Regions from separate parts of the Homo sapiens genome. Here region 1 is linked to region 2. The links are chromatin contacts, found by Hi-C or POLR2A ChIA-PET in ENCODE. All regions are on one chromosome and are shown on one strand. The core of a region is the stretch at or near the end of the contact, and the rest is flanking DNA. Distances in the headings are between cores, read along the strand shown. Region 1 overlaps LPP (LIM domain containing preferred translocation partner in lipoma). Region 2 overlaps LPP (LIM domain containing preferred translocation partner in lipoma).

What was found. Hi-C counts contacts between places; a loop is a spot of excess contacts on that map. ChIA-PET counts read pairs that join two places held with the same protein, here RNA polymerase II (POLR2A). Pooled maps may share reads with other maps.
Region 1: a map of cardiac septum shows a loop between it and region 2 (2.2-fold over the local background). The contact joins two enhancer-like sites. A Hi-C loop is called at or near these places in 2 of 168 maps with a recorded cell type or tissue (cardiac septum and heart left ventricle), 1 of 37 single-sample maps with no recorded cell type and 13 of 50 pooled maps. POLR2A ChIA-PET finds 5 or more read pairs at or near these places in 1 of 52 experiments (activated CD4-positive, alpha-beta T cell).

What each region holds. Positions count from the first base shown.
Region 1 is chr3:188,577,459-188,581,104 of GRCh38, reverse strand. The region is part of intron 6 of LPP (LIM domain containing preferred translocation partner in lipoma); the gene reads right to left. Among named protein-coding and RNA genes, the nearest start is that of LPP-AS1, 11 kb to the right of the region's middle. Within about 2 kb of position 2,349, at least 14 of the 41 ENCODE cell types and tissues checked have a DNase peak (open chromatin) inside an H3K27ac peak, as active enhancers do.
Region 2 is chr3:188,347,366-188,350,700 of GRCh38, reverse strand. All of the region lies in intron 3 of LPP (LIM domain containing preferred translocation partner in lipoma), which reads right to left. Among named protein-coding and RNA genes, the nearest start is that of FLJ42393, 170 kb to the right of the region's middle. Within about 2 kb of position 1,885, at least 22 of the 41 ENCODE cell types and tissues checked have a DNase peak (open chromatin) inside an H3K27ac peak, as active enhancers do.

The sequences.
Region 1 (3,646 bases), core at 1,100-3,599, 230 kb before region 2:
TTTTCAGGCTAAAGTCTCCATTTATTCAATCAAACTCCAATCTAGATGTGGCTGGGAAGGTGTTTTGTACATGTGATTAAAGCCTCTAATCAGTTGATTTTTAAGTAATGAAGAGTACACTAGATAACCTGGTTGAGCCTGATTCAATCAGTTGAAAGGTCTTGGAAGTAGAGCTGAGGATTCCTTAAAGAAGAAGGAATTCTCATTGTGGCAAGTAGCTTCATCTCATGCCACGGAGTTACAGCCTGCCCTTCCTAATTGCCTAATCTGTAGATGTTAGATTGCCTAGCCAGCCCACAAAATCATGCAAGCTACTCCTTCCCAATTAATGTCTTAATATATATCTTCTACTGATTCTGTTTTTCTGGCACTATTTTCTGTAGCCATCATCCATCATATAGGCTAATCTTTGACTTTTGGTGGGAAACAAACCATTCATAAGGGGTGCTGATGTTGCTGCAAGACCAATATGTAGACCACTCTTGCTACATAATGATTCCCACCCTAAATACAACAAATACTGCTTCTGAAGAAACATGCCTTCCTAGTATAAGCTGAGAACACTACCAGTGAATTTTCATAAGGACCTTTCAATAAGATGGAAACTCTCTGAATCCTTTAGAAGGTGTCAGCCATCTCATAAGGAGAAGGAAAGAAAGTACACAACATAAAAAGCTACCCCAAATGTCTTAATACTCGTATAGACAATGAGGTCATCAAAATCAGGAAGAGACCAGCAAAAGGTAGAGAAAAACATGATTAAAGAGGCAGAGGTTCTTGATCTTACTGATAATCTTTTATAAATTTTATCTGCCTATAATTATAATTAAATACTAAATGTTTTGAGTAAGTTTTTTTTTTTAATTGAGAAACAATTCTATTGAGAAAATACTTAATTTCAAGAGTATGACTCTCATGGAAAATATAACACAATTATGTTATTTTTCTGGTTAAAATAGGTGTTGGTACCTTGTCAATTCAGTTATTGCACGGTAGTACTATGGTTTGTATAAGCCGAGGTTTAAACCTGAGATCTTAACACATTGGGGTTTTTATTTTATTTTATATATGTGTGTTGTGTGTGTGTATTTGCTTATTTAATTAGAGGCAGGGTCTTGCTCTGTCGCTCAGGCTGGAGTGCAGTGATACAGTCATGGCTCACTGTAGCCTTGACCTCCTACCTCCTGGGCTCAAGCAAGCCTCCTACCTCAGCCCACCCCCAACCCCCCCAACCCCCAATGAGAGTGGCTGACACAACAAGTGCATGCCATCATGCCTGGCTAATCCTGGCTATTTAAAAAACTTTTTGTAGAGACAGGATCTGACTATGTTGCCCAGGCTGGTCTCAAACTCCTGTGCTCATGGGATCATACCGCCTCAGCATCCCAAAGAGCTCAGATTACAGGTGTGAGCCACGGTGCCCAGCCTCACTGGGGTTTAAAAAAAAAAAAAAGCGAGATTTAGAATTGTTAATAAAGTTAGATATTCAGTTACTAGAAGTACTATATTTAAAAATAAAATTTTAACACGATTGCTTTTATTGCTCTTTAATTTTAGTGTAGTTTTGTCCAGTTAACACAGAAACATGATGAACATGTATGATCTTTCTGTTTTGAAATAATTTAAGTAATTACAGAATGTTTTTAACATTTCAACATGTTAAGACCTTAATATGACACCCTTATTGTTCACATGATACCTGAAGTTCCAAAGAGGACACATTACTTTTCCAGTGTCATAGAGATTGGGTGGAACCCAGTCTAGAATGTCACTTTCCGACCTTTTTTCCCAGTGTTCTTCCCACTGCTCAGTGTTGAGTAAGAGAGTTTTAAAACAAATTCACACACACACCTCCATGTTCCCTGCTCTCCCCACCCTTAGTAAAATCCCCTGGGATGCTTTTGGCAGGATTCAGCGATGGCTTTGGCAGCTCTAGCCACGTTCCTGGAATCCATCTGCAAGTGCTGGTCAGCAGAGCCTGCTTCATTCCCTTTTTGGTATTAGTCAGTAAAGGTTAAGTGTATGTGAATTATCATAAGTTTATTTTTAGTCTCCCACTACCCCCTTTTTTTTTGGTAAGTGATCAATGACTACCAGGCACAGGAAATACATTTCACTGAATGATTTTCTAAAATCAAAACTCCATCTGGGCTGGAACTGAGACAGGATTAGGAATGACCATTTATAACATTAATATCAGCTACACTAAACTACTGAAAGATGCTTAGAGTGGGGAAAGGGTCTTCACCTTTGCCTGAAAGTACTTCCAAGGCTGAATCCTGGCTCCTCTGCTAGCCAATGTGTTGTGTGTAATAGCAGCACATGCAGCTGGTGATCACATTGTGACTCAGTGCACCACGGGGAGAGAGGGTCGGACGGATGAGGAACTAACTCAGAATTGTAGAACAGAAGTCTCAGCTAGCAAGTACTAAATGTGGTCTCCTTAGTTGAACAAATCAAGTTGAAAGAAAAAAAAAAGTGAGGGAATGAGTTGCTAAAGTTAGTTTCCTTAAAGTGAGAGATAATATTTCCCCTTTAAAAAGTAAGACACACAAAAAAACCTGTCGCCTTCATTGTGGATTAAGTTAATATTATAATAACTAAAACTAGTAGCATAGCATGGACTGATGAAGACAGTATTATAAAATGAAAATTAGTGTCAGTATAGCAGGGGTAGTCCTGGGATGGGGAGTAAAATTCATAGCCACAGCCATCTGGAGAAAGAAGAAAATAAAGTATATAAGCTTTAGCTATTAGGGACCCAAACTCCTGGCTGCTAGGAAGGAGGCCAATCAAGATTTTATGAACCTTAAAAGAAAAAAGGAAAGGAAGAGAAGGAAAGTGGGGAAAGGGCAAGGGAATGAAAGGAAGGAAGGGAAGAGGAAGGACCATAGTGGCCACTCCACTTGAAAGGGGTTTACTGCAACCACCAGTCTTATGTGTAAATGCTCTCTCTCTTCAGGGTAGTAGGCAAGGATGGTCACTCTATATTGAAATTATTATTAAAAACAATAGTTATATCTTTGTTTTGAGATAGATTCAAGTACAGAGACAAGGACAAGCCATCATCTTTCAAAAATCTCATCTCTTTTTCTACTGTAGTACATTTAAGATCTAGGTTTCACAGTTTATTCTGTGAAAGATTCTGGTTAGTGACTTTCTGGAAAGAAGGAAGGCGGCAGGGAGGGAGGAGAGAGAGAGGGAGATGGAGGTGGGGAGAGGAAGACAGAAGGGGGAGAGGAAAAGAGAGAGAGAGAAAGGGCAAGAAAGAAGAAGGAAGGGGAGGGGAGGGGAGGAAGGAGGGAGGGAGGGAAGGGAAGGACAGAAGGAAGGAAGGAAGGAACGAAGGAACGAAGGAACAAAGGAAGGAAGGAAACCAAAGAGAGGAGAGGAGGGAAACAGTAGAAAGGAAGGGAGGGAGAAAAAATGTAATAGTTTTTAATTTGCCTTTGTAGATATTTATTACTAAAGTTTTTTTACTTGCAAAACATATGTATATACATACATATACTTATATAAATTTATTAAAATATATAGTATACATACATTTATAAATATATTAATTACTGTATGTAAAACAAAAGCAAAGTAGGCTCATTAGAGAAAATTTAAAGATAAGTAGAGAAGTATAGAAAGAAGCCTGTTC
Region 2 (3,335 bases), core at 636-3,135:
CACCTGGGTCCCAGGCCTTGCTCCATTGCTGCTATTCTAGTGCCAGGATTTTGCTAAGTGGATAACCTGGCTGTGTGATAAGAGACTTTGTAGAATTTCAGCTAGAGTTCTTGAGGCTTCCTGAGAACTATCTTGTTCAAAGCTCATATTTTGCAGATAGAGTCTAGGGTTCACCAAAAGGAAGTGATTTCTCTCAGCTACACATGTCTGTGATTGATGCCCAGTTCTTCAGCCATGCCTGATATTTGCCTGCTTCCGAGTCCCACTGCAAGCTGGTTTTTGCCTGACAGAGACTTACTCTTCAAATCCTTGTAATATCTTATCAAAGTCCAATTAATAATCTTTCAAAGCCAGCTCTTGTCCCTAGTTCTATAAGAAACCTCCAATAGGAAAGAGTTCTCCAAATTCTGTCTCTCTCAAAGTATAATTACTGAGCTCACACATCACACCAAGTCTTGACTGGCCCTGAATCAAACTCACCTCCACAGACCCGCCAGCTCCCTCCTTCAATTTCTTAGCAAGCTACCTTGCTTGTAGGTGTTGAGTAAATGATTACTAAGTCACGTTGGTCTGAGAGCCACAGTTCGTGGACACTCAGCCAAGTATCTTCTAAAACATGCCATGTTGCCTGCCTCTGACAAGCTCAGAAGTGTGCAATCCCCAGAGCAAGCAAAATGGTTTCAGCCACCTCCAAATCCATCAAGCTTTTTACTAGACCAGCTGAACGTGCAGCAAAGGAGAAGAGGCATGAAGGAAAGGAGAGGAAGAGCAAAGGGCATGGACTGCAAATTGGATGAACAGCATGCTTGTGAGCTCAGGAGCACTGGTATTATCATTCCAGTTTTACAAGTAAGAAATTTGCAGTGCAGCAATTCAACAGCTGGCCGAGGGCCTCAGACAGAGTCCCTGATGGAGCAAACAGGTCTCAGTGCTGCCACCTTTTCGGCTACTGCTTTTACCACTGTGGTAAAATGTTGTATAGACAAAGTCTCCATACGTGCCATCCATGGGGCAGGCCCACTGAACCTATTGCAGAGGATAGGAGGCATCTGGAAAGAAAGAGCCACAGAAGCTACTTACAGCAAAGGTTTATACCGAGTTTATACTCAGCCAGTAATGTCTGAGTGAAAGCATGGCAGAAAGATTGATGAGACAGCGCTGTGTAACTCCAGAGGCAACCCCAGGCACTTATCAAATGGGAATTTTAAAAAATCCCTTTAAACACACGAGGACTCAGATGCCAGCACACGTTTTGATGGCCCCAGCCAGACAGCAAAGGCATATTGGCACCACTGTAATTTGTCCATTCACCAATATGCTTCCCAGAAAGCACCCATATGCTTTCTTTTAGCATCCATATGCTTTTTGAGCAAGGAAACTAAAATATTTCATTAGTTTTGAGTAATTAATAATTACTTATTTCACAATAGTCACCCTCATTAAAAAGCAAAAATAACTGATTAAGCTGCAGGATCCTGGCTTTCAACTCAGGCTTTTTAAATTTTTTTAAAAAAATTCTTCCCCTCTAGGAATTGAGTAATAGGGTAAAGCAGCCAGTGTGGAAATATTCACACTACAGGGAATGAACAGTTATCACCCACAACCCAGCATTCCTCTTGACTGAGACATCGTGGTTTAATGAAAAGAACATGGACTTTGGATCAGAAAGACTTAGAATCCAATCCCAGTTTGACCCCTTCTGAATAGTAACTTCTAAGGAAATGAAGGGTGTTAAAAAGATAAAGCCTGCTGGATCCCTTCAACCCAGTCTTCCATTATTCCCAAGGAGTGACTTCACAGCATCCCCGCCCCCCGGACCCCGCTATCTCAAGGCATGGTACAGCATGCCCCAAGAATGCTGGCAGCATGCCAGGCATTGTCAGCACACCACAGCAATAGCCTTGAAATAGGGCGAGGGCCGAAGTGAATGTTTCTCAAACACTAATGAGCATATGAACTACCTGGGGCTCTTGTTAAAGTAGAGATTCTCATTCAGAAGTTCTAGAGTATGATCTGAGATTTGCATTTCTAACAAGCTCCCATGTAATGCTGATGCTTCCGGTCCTCAGACCAAACTTTGAGAAGCAAGAGACTTACAACTGTCAAGATGAAGTTAGGAAATAGAATCTTGAAAAGCAGAACATCTGTGCCTGTCTCATTGGGCTGTGATAAGGATTATTAATCAGATGGGTGATAGTATTTCTGTATATTGAACAGTACACTGGTATAGTCCTGTTAAAAGGGTATGGTTTCAGCCACGCACGGTGGCTCATGCCTGTAATCCCAGCAATTTGGGAGGCTGAGGCAGGTGGATCACCTGAGGTCAGGAGTTTGAGACCAGCCTGGCCAACATGGTGAAACCTTGTCTCTACTAAAAATACAAAAAATTAGCTGGGCGTGGTGGCTCATGCCTGTAATCCCAGCTACTACAGAGGCTGAAGCAGGAGAATCGCTTGAACCCAGGAGGCAGAGGTTGCAGTGAGCCAAGGTCATGCCGGTGCACTCCAGCCTGAGCAATAAGAGCAAAACTCCATCTCAAAAAAAAAAGAAAGAAAGAAAAGAAAAAGGGTATGGTTTCTATTACAGACAACAAACCTGAGACCCAAGTAAATCAAGTAACTTATCCAAGGCCACACAACTAATCCTGCTGACCTTCAAATACAGGTTTATCTGCCTGTCAAGCCTATCAGTGTGAGTATATGCCAACGGAAAGGTAGGAAATAAAAGTAGATACTACTGTAGATTGCTGGTATAAAGCCTTGTTCTTGTTTTGCCATTATTCTCAGAGAGCCATTAACCTGCTGTGTGAATTTTAGTAAGTCTTACCCCTTCTAACCACCTCCATTTCTGCATCTGCAAGGTGAAGGTACTGCCATTGAGAAACTCCGAGGCGTCTTCCATCTCTGACCTGCCTTTCACTCTTCTGGCCCCCCCACACACTCACAGTGGGTCATCAGGTGCTAAGCTTTAGCTTCACACATGTGGCAGTCATCACAATTTGGCAGCATCCAAATTCTAGCTGCTCACATCTGCATTTGTGCTGATCTGTGCGTGGTCAGAAGTTATCTCTGTTAAAAGTCTCAAGCTCAATATAATGGGGGGGTAGGCCGGGAGGAGGGGAACAAAATAGATGACCCAAAGCACTGAAATTCCTATTTAGGTGAAAACTCAGTATGATCAGGGCACTATGACCCTAACTACTCTTCATCTCCTCATCTCACTTACCAAATGAAGATATTGAGAGCACTAACCTGACAGAAGTTTGAAGAACAAGAAAAAAACTGAGTTATGCATAATGTGTTTCATATGATTATCTAGCTTTTTTTATTCTTTCT